Linked DNA regions of Homo sapiens: regions 2 and 3 are each linked to region 1. A link is a contact called in ENCODE Hi-C data. All regions are on one chromosome and are shown on one strand. Each heading gives the region's core, a stretch centred on a gene start or an enhancer-like site at or near the end of the contact. The rest is flanking DNA. Distances are from core to core; before and after follow the strand shown. Region 1 holds the start of CPEB4 (cytoplasmic polyadenylation element binding protein 4). Region 2 holds the start of RNF44 (ring finger protein 44). Region 3 holds the start of HIGD2A (HIG1 hypoxia inducible domain family member 2A).

Region 1 (3,889 bases), core at 900-3,399:
GTTCCAAAGGTGCTCTTTTTTCCAAGTCATGGCTGCCATTTTAGCCACTGATAATTAGTAGCTCTGAGGGACCCTAAACCATCTTCTGGGCATGGAACATTCATTTGTTCATTCAATAAATGTGTTCTGAGTTTTGAGTCTGCTCTGTGCCAGACCCTCTTCTGGCCACTGGGGACATAAAGATAAATCAGACACAACCTCTGCCCTTAAGAAACTAACCCACTGACAACCAGCAGTAATTAAAAGAGAGCAATCTACAAGACATTAGAGAGAGGGCCAGTCAAGGAAACCATTCTGGCGGAAAAGACACCTGACGGAACCAGCTAAGTTTCCAGGCATGTCCAGTTGTAGGGAATAAACAGCAGGTAAGACCCAATCTCTATGCTCAAAGAATCCATAGTAGAGTTACAGAGACAAGACTCATGCTCATGGCACAATGAAAGAGAATAAAATCACCGATTGAAGGCCCTCAGGTGTTCTACACGGAAGTGATGGAGGATTGACAGACTGAGGCAGAAGTTGAGACCATTAGAGGAAGGCTATGGAAATGAAATGGAAGCCACCTTTGTTCATACTATTTTTCATTAATCTTGGTATCTTTTTTTTCCCTCTAGTTGTGCCAGTTACTTCTGGCTCTACCCTGATTTCTTTGTTCATTTTTCTTCCTGCTAAAGGAAAATACTCACTTATTTAACATATTTAAAGCTGTGCTGAGAGCAAAGCATTATCCTAAGCCCTGATGGTGGTCATAGCGTTGGGAATGTACAAAGATAAACAGGACATTAAAGCCCTTGAGTACCAAACATAATGAAAAGTCTGATATGTGAGCTCCAAACCAAATGGCAAAAGGAAGGAAATAATTAATTCAGACTTGGAAACAGGAGTGAGGGGTGGGGGGTGGGTGACGGGTGGAAGGGGTGGCAGTGGGTTGGGGGGCTGTCACTCAGGGAAGACTTCATTGTTGCTGGTTTGTTCATTCACGTTTTCAGGATTCATTCACTGATGTCTCCTATCTACAATGTCTGCTCCTGAAAGAGCCCACGGTCCAGCACAGGTCTGGAAGACATAAACCATCACAATATAGTGTGAGAAACAAGCACGAGAGGTACACAGGGCCGTGGACGCTTATAAGAGAGAATTCAGAAGATGCTGTTGGTGGCTTTTGAACTGATTCCTAGAAATAAATAGGAATTTACCAAAGGAGAAGAGTGGAAAGGACATGTAAAAAGGCATTGAGAGTGTGTTTGGAGGGGGAAGAGGCACTAAGATATACCACCCATTAGGTAGAAAGGCTTGAATACCAGACTAACAAGTTTGGCCTTTATCTTCGAAATAATGGGCAACCATAGAAGAAATCGGAGCATGTGAGGGTCAAGATAAAATTTTAGTTTTGGAATTTTCCCTCTGGTATTGCGTGTAAGGTGTACTAGATCGGGATGATACGGGGGCATAGCCACAGACGCCTCAGCTGCATCTCTGCACCTGGGAGACTGCACCAGATGCGAGCCTAGCAGAATGGGAGAGTGGGAGGTGCGGGTGAGCGAATGGAAGGTTAAGGGAGAGTCCCTCGTGAGGTCTACATTCTGGGCAAGGGCAAACGCAGTTCTAGGCACCGCACAGCTGCTGGCAAGACCCGCCTCCCCTTCCAGATCCCTCTGGGGCGGAGCTCGGGCCAGAGCACGTGATGCTTGGAGCACCACCTTTACTGTGGGCACCCTTCTCATTCATCCGCGGTTTCACGGGCCGCCACTTCGATCTCCAACACCTTGACCGTATGCCTTCGTGAGCGAGGAATCCGTTCTCCTTGACACGTCCCTATTGCTCCTCCTGCAAAGCCCAGTTAGGGAAGAGAAATATCAAAGGAGTCCCTTGCCCACACAAAAGATGGCGACCTGCTGCGCTCACTCTGGGTGGGGGAAGCGGGTTCCAGGCGCCGGGCCTCACTAGGCGAGGCGCAGACGGAAGAGGCGTCTCTGGAGGTAACTTTTCGACCTTCCTGGGAGTAGCTCTGAAGCGAGGGGGCGTGGCCTCGCCTGAGTTCTAACAGATGATTGGTCTTCCGGCAGGTAGGTGGGGAATGAGTGCTACCCCCACCCCTCCCTCTTCGAACCGGAAGTGTCTCTGGGTCTTTCCAGCTGGTTGTCATTTCACTCGGCTCGGTCCTGAGGAGAAGGACTCAGCCGCGGCTGCGGGACCCGGGCACCGGGAGGCGGTGGCGGCGGCGGCGGCGGCAGCAGCGGCGACAGCAGAGGAGGAAGAGGAGGAAGAAGGAAAGAAAAAGAAGAACCAGGAGGAGTCCTCAACAACGACAGCGGGGACTGCGGGACCAGGGTAAAGCGGCGACGGCGGCGACGGCCCAGCAACCGTGAGGAGAAACAAAAGCCTTCTAAATTATAGTTTAAAAAAAAATTCTGGGGGAAAAGAGAGAGAAAGCCGAGGGGGGAGGCCCTTCTCCTTTAAAATAACTACGGTAGTGGGTTTTTCCTTTTTTTCCTCTTTTTTCCCTCTCTGCGGAGAATCGAACTGAGGGAACTGAACAAACCGCCCCTGGGTCCCATGAGGGAAAAAAACCCCGGAGCCGCAGAGAGGGGAAGAGGCAGAAACCGCAGGACCTTCCAGGTCGCCCCCTCGGTCCCCGCACCCCCAGGCCGCCCGCTCACCCTCGTCGAGTCTCGCTAATCCCTCCTGATCGCGACCCCCGCAAGAGGGAGAAACGGGTGTTTCCAACCCCTTTCATGGGGGAGAGGAAGCCGCGGGGAGCCCAGGAACAGCGACCGCAGCAAGATCTGCACCCGGAGCCTCAGGAACAGCCCCAGAGGCCAAAACTGCACCCTGCGAAAGAGCAGAAAACAGGACCAGGAACAGCAGAAACCTCCCTGCAATCATCTTTCCATTAGTCAATGCTGATTTCCTCTCCCGAAACCAGGAATTCACTTCCCACCCCAGATAACCTAATATAATCTATATATATAAATATATAATATATAATGTTCTTAAATTATTCCTGATTTTTTTTTAACCAAGCTGCCAAGAAAAGAACGTATTCCCCTCTTAGTCCTATTCTAATTTTTATGTGAGTGAATCTAAACTGCTGAGGAAAACCATATGTGATTGTTAAATTATATATATCTATATTTTTACTCCGCGCAAGGCTTATTCTTCTACATCCATAGATGCTTGAGAAGCTCTGTTTTTGTCATTCATGTACATTTTCCTTTGGAAAAAGAAAGCGCCTATTTTACTAACCAAAGACTTGATTTTTACCCTCTTCATTTTTATTCCCTCCTAAAAATAAGCCCAATTGGATCCAAGTCAATGTTTTAAGAGATTTTTTTAAGAGTTGTTTTTTCTTTCAGAGACCAGAATTCCAAATCAGAACAATTTAAGGTGATAAGCTGCGATCTTTGAGCTAGCTATAAATAAGACATTTCAAGCAAGCAAGCAAACAACTTAAATTTGGGGTAGAGGAAAAAAAAGGCGTGAGACATCAGGTTGTCATTTTTTATTGTGAGATTCTGCTCCTAAAGATAATAAATGGGGGATTACGGGTTTGGAGTGCTAGTGCAAAGCAATACTGGGAATAAATCTGCTTTTCCAGTCAGATTCCATCCACATCTGCAGCCTCCACACCATCACCAAAATGCCACCCCCAGCCCTGCTGCTTTTATAAATAATAACACAGCTGCCAATGGCAGCAGTGCTGGGTCAGCTTGGCTTTTTCCTGCTCCAGCTACCCATAACATTCAGGATGAGATCTTGGGGTCAGAAAAAGCAAAAAGTCAGCAACAGGAACAGCAAGACCCCTTAGAAAAGCAGCAGCTTTCCCCAAGTCCAGGTCAGGAAGCTGGAATACTGCCTGAAACAGAGAAGGCAAAATCAGAAGAAAATC
Region 2 (3,889 bases), core at 973-3,472, 2.6 Mb after region 1:
CCCTCCCGAGCCTCAGTATCTTCATCTGTAAAATGGGAACAGCCCAATAACTACCTCCCAGTTTCCCATCAAGGACTGCTCCAAGGCAACAGCAGAAGCAACTTGTAAAGTTTGAACTTAGCTTGGGTGTGAATGATCATTATTAGCGAATACGACACGCTGACCTCCATTTCCAACCTCAAGCAGAGCTTGAAGGGTGCCACTTCCGGGGCAGCAGGCAGATATGCCACTCTAGGGGAATACCTCAGCTGGTAAGAGTGGATCCTGGTTCTTTAAGCCCTGCCAGGAACAGGGGTGGCGTAGAAGGGTTACACCCACTTCATGGCTGAGAAAACTGGAGCCGAGAGAAAGGAAGTAAGTTACTCTAGGCCACAAGACCAGAGAGAACGGAATTGGTCCTAGTTGGCCTCCTAGGCCCAAACTCCCCCAAGCCATAACTCCTGTGGCATCAGTAGCTGGAGGAAATCACCTAATCCCGAGTCTCCAAGCCATACAGGAGGCTGGGAGAGCACTCTCTTTCAGGCACCCATCTTTAGCTCTGTAGTACAGAGAAGCAAGCAAGGCCCAGAGTTGGAGCTAGCAACTTGCTCAAGGTCAAATAGCAAGGGTGGCCAGGTGGCCTCCCCTAACAACTGCTCTGCCCGTCCACATCTCCATGCTGTCCTATCACGGAGCTCTGTGTGAACGGGTCTTGAGAGTCCCGTCGCTGAGCCCCGTCCGCCCCAGGCACGCAATGCATTTTGCAGTTAACATAACCCCCCACACCCACCCATGAGAGCCGGCCAACCCCTTAAGTCCAGTGCCCCAAGCACCTACCCTGACCTTGGTCTAAGAGCCCCAGGGATCTGTTTGCAGGAAGAGACACTCCCTTTTGCAGATAAAAACAAAGTCAGACCCTGGGGGCATGAGCAGACTCAGCCAGGAAGAGAAGCCCCCCTTCCTACTTCCCCACACCCCACCCGAAACAAGCAGGCTCTGCCCAGCGCAAGCAGAGCTTCCCAACGTGTGGTGCCTGGAGGCCGCTGAGGGCCGGACCACCAGACTAGGAGAGAAGACTCCCTAGTGACCTTGGTCAAGGAAATCCCTTTGCTTCTGAGCGCCTCAGTTGGCACAGCTATAAAATGGGGGTGGAAATCTTTCCTTCCCACAGCGCCCAAATAAAACCAGAAGAGTCCAGAAGAAACCAGGTGGTCACACTAGTGGGGGAGGAAACCAGGGTCCTGGGGAAGGGGGGGCTCCCCAACGCGGGCCAAGTGCACGCTGTGGGGCTCTGGGAAGCTTACCCAGCCACCCCTCCCCAGGCATAGTGCTGGGGGGCCGAGGCGCGGACACAGCCCCGAGAGGGGCCTCCCTCGTCCGCTTCCTACTCTTTTGCGCCGCTCTCGGAGGGACACCGGGGGCGGGAGGCGAGACTGCAGCGCAGGGGCCAGAACGCTGCGACTTTAAGAGCCGAGGATCCCGGACCATGTGCTCGGCGTGAGACAAAAGCAACAACAAAGGAAGTGGCGGCCGCAGGGGGAGGGGGGCGGCTCCTTCCTCTCCAACCGCAGCGCTCAGCTGCAGGAGAGGGGAGATACGGCCCGGCCACGGGGGGCCTTGGGGGGGGTTCCTGATCCCTGGGGTCTCGCTGCCCGCAGTCTGGACCGCCCGTGATTAACCCCTACGGAGCCACCTAGATCACGGCCCCCATTCCCAGGGGAGGGGAACAGAAGGTCCATGGGTGGGGGAATAGGAAGTTGGGGGCCCTGGCACCGACTCACCTTTGGCCGCCCGGCCACACGTTGACTCCTTTGTTCCCGATCTAGGACGGCCAAACTGGGCAGGGGGCGGGGGAGGGGGGGGGTGCCTGTCTGGATCCTTTAAGAGCTCCCGCCCTGCGGAACAATGTGCTCCCCTCCCCACCCCCGGGTCCGGGGGCAGCCCGGCTCCTTCCGGGGCCTCTCTCTTTGTTGTCCGCCCGACGGCGTCTGCCTCGCGAGGCCCACGCGCGATCAGTCTCTCTCGGCCCAGGCCCTCAGGGAGCGGGAGGCGGCGCAGGACGCAGCTGGGTCTGCGCGGCAGCCGGCGGCTGGCCCTTTAAGAACTGTCCGCGGCGGCAGCGGAATGTAACAAACCCCACATTTGATTCACAACATTCGAAGCGGCGGGGTCGCGCGCCAGACGGGAGGGGGCTCGCGGGGGCGCGCCGGGAGGCTCCGGCAAACAGTAGCCCGCTGCAAGCCCGCAGGGGCCCCGCCCCGCGCCGGGAGCTCCGCCCTGAGAGCCAATCACTCGCCGCGACCACGCACGTGACTAGTGGGCCACCATCTTGAATTTTTTTAACCTCCTCCTCGCCCCCACCTTCGCACTTAAAGGGACCGCAGCCATAGTCAAAAGCAAGGGGCGGGGCCGCATATCCTGACATAAAGATGGGGAGACCCCAGGGTGGGCAAAACCGATCGGCTGCAACTCGAACTTGCTATGCAAACTCGCTAACTACTCGCGCCTCTGAGGCTCAGTTTCCCTGCCGAAGAAATGGGTCCCGCCAGGAGAACCGGCAGTACGGACTTACTGTGTCATGGTCCCCTCCTCGGGGACAGGGTGCCGCCTGAGATACTGAAGTGCAATGGGTCTGACCTCTGACGGGGCGAGAGCGGCCCAAGTGGTTATGCTGGCTCTAACAACCCTGGGCCGGCCACCTTCCCGGAGATGACGTCACCCCCAAGAGCTGCAGCACCGCGCTGACATCATGGCCCGGCCGCCCCACTTCTCCTTGTTTATACTACACGGCGTCTTTAAAAAGCTGGTACGGCCCAGATTGCCCAACAGACCAATGGCGGACCACCCATGCAAACGAGCTAACGTCTGCCGGGCAAGGAGATTGGCCCTGCTCGCGCTGACGTCACAGAGACATTTAACCGCCACGCCCCCAGCGTGGCGGTGGAGGAAGAGAGGCGGGGAACAGGTTGTAGTTTAAAGCAAAAGTGCAGGCGCTGGGCGCTCTAGCTGCTAGGCTGGGCTTGAGAGTTTGGTGTCCCCGCGGAGACCTCCCTAGCCAGGGAAACTGGGAACTAAGCCCAGTGAAGCGTCTATACTTTAGTTTTCTATTCCTCTCAGCAGCTATGAGACGGAGGGATTACTATAGCCAGTTCATTTTACAGATGGGGAAAGTGAGGGCCTTCCCTTACTCCAGATCACACAACTAGAAGTGTGGCGGAGCAGGAGTGTGAACCTAATCCAAAGCCGAGCCTCGTTCTCCTTTGCCTCGAAGCCCACCCACCCGGGCAAAATTTATACAAAATGGGGTATTACCTCCACCACAATTATATAAGCAGAAAATCAGTAATTTGCTAAATATCCAAGAGCTGGAACAGGTCGAATAATGAATATTGGGTGCATGCATATAATCAATAACGACTCTTGGGCAGTTACCACAAAGAGGCAGCTGGAGGCGACACGGGGCTATCTCCAAGACAGCCATAAACAAGGCGCCAATGCAAAATGTTAACATCTGTTAACCTGTGTGGTGGGCCATGGGGCAGGGGGATGGGGGGCTCATTTTCTATGCTGCTTTGGTATATTTCGTAATCCTAAATTTTATATAAAAATTGAAACCAAGATGCTGAACAGTTCTAACAGTATGTATCAGGTTTCTTTAATTGGACATATGCCACATCTGCATATATTTCTGGAAGGGTATACAGGAAACTGATTAACAATTGTCCTTAGGGAGAACTGGAAGGGAGAAGTTGGGTCAGTAGGATAGACTATTGTATATATTGCACATTAGCTCTTTTTTAAAAACCCTATGCATTATAACCCACTGAAATTTTTAAAGAAAGCTATTATAAAGACTATGTCTTAAGTCTTTTAAGCCAGAAAACCTTTTGTTCCCTTAGAATCAGAAACC
Region 3 (3,889 bases), core at 703-3,202, 2.5 Mb after region 1:
TGCAGGACAGTGACCTAAAGGAATATATGGACCACACCCACCATTCAGCACATAGGGCTTCCGTACAAGCTCTTTAGGCCTCTCCTCTATGTCCACCTCCATGGCCTTCACCTGCAGAGAACAGAGCCCTTGAGACCAGAAGGATCTTTGATGAGGGAAAGTTATAGACTCCTGCTTATCCCAACACAACTACTAACCCATAAGAATCCCTGCCCACGGTTAGGTAGAAGTAGGTAACAATGAGAACTAATGCCCTGGAGGCTTTTTCTCTCTCTCTCTCTTTTTTTTTTTCTTTTTCTTTTTGAGACAGAGTCTCATTCTGTTGCCCAGGTTCAAATGCAGTGGCACAATCTTGGTTGACTGCAACCTCCCCCCGGGTTCAAGTGATCTCCTGCCTCAGCCTCTCAAGTAGCTGGGATTACAATCATGCGCCACCATGCCCAGCTAAATTTTGTGTTTTTAGTAGAGATGGGGTTTTGCCATGTTGGCCAGGCCGGTCTCAAACTCCTGGCCTCAAGTAATCCGTCTGTGCCTTTTACCCCCAACACAATCTTGGTGACAAGGACTTTGTGTTTTGTTCTCTATTAAATCCCCAGGGTGCTTAGGATGTGACATGTTCTCAATAAGTAGTTAACCTAATGAATGGGCTTCGCGAATGAATTTGTTCCATTGCCTTAGGCAAGTTTCTTTTTATTCTTTCATGCCAGAGGAAAATGGCACTACCATTTCTTGAATAAATGTGAGGCTACAGCCACACAGTTAGATAGTCCCTAAGGCAAGGAGTGTTATACCCATTTTATAGATAGGCAGGCAGAGAAAGATGAATTGCTTGCTTTTCTTTTGGGAACCTGGATTCTTTTAATAGTTGTTGAAGCCTCCAGGGGGCCAGGCGGATCACTTGAGGCCCAGCCTGGCCAACATAGCGAAACCCTGCCTCTACTAAAACCACAAAAATCAGCCGGGTATGGTGGCACACGCTTATAATCCCAGCTATTTGGGACGCTGAGGTGGGATATAGCTTGAACCCGGGAAGGAGACTGCAGTCAGGGAAGCCTAGGGAAGCCTCAGACCAAGGATGATTGAATAACAAAGAAAAGGTGTAAGTAAAGATCTCCAACTCTTAGGGAGTACTAATTAGGAAAGTTAAGGGTAGAAAAAGATAAATTAAGGAAAATACCGTTGAGATGCTAATGGGTTAATTTCAGAGAAAAAAGACTGAGTAGAGGGGGTATGGGGAATGTGTGCTGGGGAGGGAGTGTGACGAAGGTCGTAAAGAGACCCTTGCTCAACGTCAGTTGAGCGTTCTGACTGTGGGGAGGTCGAAAACTCGGAAGGGCCTGAGGGAAGGAATGGGCAGTACCACGTTCTGACACCTAGGTCAGTATGGCGGGGGAAGAGTAAAGAAGACAAGGACCGAGACCCTGCCATGTCAGTACCTTTCTCTTACGGAGGGGCACCGCCCTGTTGGGGTCCACAGCCAACCCCATCTCGGCCAGGTTCTGCCGTACCGATTTAGCGTGGTCCCAGGCATGTCGGATGTGGGAGCTACCGGCAAAGAGAGACATCGCGGATCCGTCATCTCGCGGACCGTCCCGGCCGAGGCCCACGGCCACCCGGAACCCCAGCCCCCTCACCATTCGATCCGCGGCGCTGCCTTCCGTCGAGCATTCCGGTTCAGACGCTTTCGGTTGACACTGTAACCAAACTTCTGCCTCCGGGTTTTGCCCTTGGCCTTGGGCATCGCGCTGACCACCGCACCAGCAGCTCAAACACGCTGCCTCTGTCTCTCAGACCTCGTGTAACAAACTCCTTCCGGAAGGCGTGCACAAGGCTTTGCGGGCATTTGGGGAAATGTAGTCCTTTTGTAGCACTACCGTGCTGAGCACTACGACTCCCAGGATGCAACGAGCATTTGCGCCTGCGTACAAGGCTCAATTTATTCGTTTCCCCGCCCCTTTCATGACCTTCACCGGGAGGCTGAGGTCGGAGTCCCGATTTTCTCCTGCTGCTGTGGCCCGGACATGGCGACTCCCGGCCCTGTGATTCCGGAGGTCCCCTTTGAACCATCGAAGCCTCCAGTCATTGAGGGGCTGAGCCCCACTGTTTACAGGAATCCAGAGAGTTTCAAGGAAAAGTTCGTTCGCAAGACCCGCGAGAACCCGGTGGTACCCATAGGTAAGTGGGTGCGGTAGGAACTGCACAAGGAGAGGACAGTGATGTCGGAGGGAAGGAAGTAGAGAAGGACCAGAGCGCTAGCGGGGAGCGGAAGGAGAGCGGACTAGAGAAGAGACGAGGGGGCGGGGCGGTGAGGGGCGAAACTGATTGGAGCGGGAGCAGCGGGTTTAGGGGGCGGGATTTGGGGCCTAAGATTGGGAGGACTCTGTAACTAGGAAGACCTCGACTCGACCTACCCTCGCCGCCCTCCCTCCGCTGTGATCCAGAGATCTTGGCTTTGGGGAAGCGAGACCCAAAGCGGGGAATGACCTGCGGGGCCCGACCTGCTGTTTCCCAGTTGCTTTGTCCCCTCCTCAGGTTGCCTGGCCACGGCGGCCGCCCTCACCTACGGCCTCTACTCCTTCCACCGGGGCAACAGCCAGCGCTCTCAGCTCATGATGCGCACCCGGATCGCCGCCCAGGGTTTCACGGTCGCAGCCATCTTGCTGGGTCTGGCTGTCACTGCTATGAAGTCTCGACCCTAAGCCCAGGGTCTGGCCTTGAAAGCTCCGCAGAAATGATTCCAAAACCCAGGGAGCAACCACTGGCCCTACCGTGGGACTTACTCCCTCCTCTCCTTTGAGAGGCCCATGTGTCGCTGGGGAGGAAGTGACCCTTTGTGTAACTGTAACCGAAAGTTTTTTCAAAAATCCTAGATGCTGTTGTTTGAATGTTACATACTTCTATTTGTGCCACATCTCCCCTCCACTCCCCTGCTTAATAAACTCTAAAAATCCACTTGTATTTAATTCAGTATCATCCCCATGGTTTTTGGTCTTTGATTTTGGAGGAAACGGACTTTGGAGTGGTGCTTAGAAATCGTGTAGTCTAGTGATTCCCGAACTTTCCTAGTAACAGCCACCCAGGGCACTTTGAAAGCAGAGATTTGGCCAGGCGCAGTGGCTCACACCTGTAATCCCAGCACTCTGGGAGGCCGAAGCGAGCGGATCACCTGAGGTCAAGAGTTCAAGACCAGCCTGACCAACATGGAGAAACCCCATCTCTACTAAAAATACAAAATTAGCTGGGCGTGGTGTTGCGTGCCTGTAATCCCAGCTACTCGCGAGGCTGAGGCAGGAGAATCACTTGAACCCGGGAGGCGGAGGTTGTGGTGAGCTGAGATCGCGCCATTGCACTTCAGCCTGGGCAACAAGAGCAAAACTCCATCTCAAAAAAAAAAAAAAAAAAAAAGAATCTCAAGGTCACTCCTTGAGATTCTAGTTCAGTGGGCCTAGAGTAATGCCATTTGAAAAATACTGGTCTAGCCAGCAGTTTTTCAGACTTTCAGTAGGACAACCTTCCTTCAGATGAGGCCTCCCATAGTCGGGTCAGAGGCAGAGGGTTCTGCCCTCCACTCCGCATAACCTCCTCACCCTGCTCCCACCTCCCTAGAGTCTATGGGGCTCCACTGATCTAGACCATCTAGTTCTTTTTTTGAGACGAGTCTCACTGTGTCAGCCAGGCTGGAGTGCAGTGGCAGAATCTCGGCTCACTGCAACCTCCGCCTCCCGGGCTCAAGCAATTTTCCTGCCTCAGCCTCCCGAGTAGCTGGGATTACAGGTGTGTGCCACCACGCCCGGCTAATTTTTGTATTTCGTATTTTTAGTAGAATACTAAAACAACATGGTTTCACCATGTTGGCCAGGCTGGTCTTGAACTCCTGACCTCAGGTAAT

The links. A loop is a pair of places that touch in the nucleus more often than their neighbours do. Pooled maps may share reads with other maps.
Region 2: a pooled map shows a loop between it and region 1 (16-fold over the local background). The contact joins the promoter of RNF44 here to the promoter of CPEB4 in region 1. A Hi-C loop is called at or near these places in 3 of 37 single-sample maps with no recorded cell type and 9 of 50 pooled maps.
Region 3: a map of sigmoid colon shows a loop between it and region 1 (6-fold over the local background). The contact joins the promoter of HIGD2A here to the promoter of CPEB4 in region 1. A Hi-C loop is called at or near these places in 1 of 168 maps with a recorded cell type or tissue (sigmoid colon), 2 of 37 single-sample maps with no recorded cell type and 10 of 50 pooled maps.

What each region holds. Positions count from the first base shown.
Region 1 is chr5:173,886,200-173,890,088 of GRCh38, forward strand. It overlaps CPEB4 (cytoplasmic polyadenylation element binding protein 4), which reads left to right and starts at 2,150. Exons shown (of 10, transcript NM_030627.4): 1 at 2,150-3,889. The coding sequence starts at 3,535. RefSeq lists an enhancer at 1,657-1,896.
Region 2 is chr5:176,535,180-176,539,068 of GRCh38, forward strand. It overlaps RNF44 (ring finger protein 44), which reads right to left and starts at 2,223. Exons shown (of 11, transcript NM_014901.5): 1 at 1,761-2,223. LOC124901143 (a long non-coding RNA gene) reads left to right here and starts at 2,750. Exons shown (of 2, transcript XR_007059071.1): 1 at 2,750-2,944; 2 at 3,879-3,889. RefSeq lists silencers at 1,717-1,906, 1,987-2,246 and enhancers at 2,357-2,796, 3,037-3,216.
Region 3 is chr5:176,386,799-176,390,687 of GRCh38, forward strand. It overlaps HIGD2A (HIG1 hypoxia inducible domain family member 2A), which reads left to right and starts at 1,953. Exons shown (of 2, transcript NM_138820.4): 1 at 1,953-2,175; 2 at 2,533-2,963. The coding sequence starts at 2,022. The coding sequence ends at 2,699. NOP16 (NOP16 nucleolar protein) reads right to left here and starts at 1,800. Exons shown (of 5, transcript NM_016391.8): 1 at 1,635-1,800; 2 at 1,437-1,545; 3 at 42-111. The coding sequence starts at 1,741. It also overlaps a transcript of ARL10 not described here. RefSeq lists enhancers at 1,104-1,787, 1,439-2,638, 1,911-2,230, 2,431-2,650, 2,472-3,155.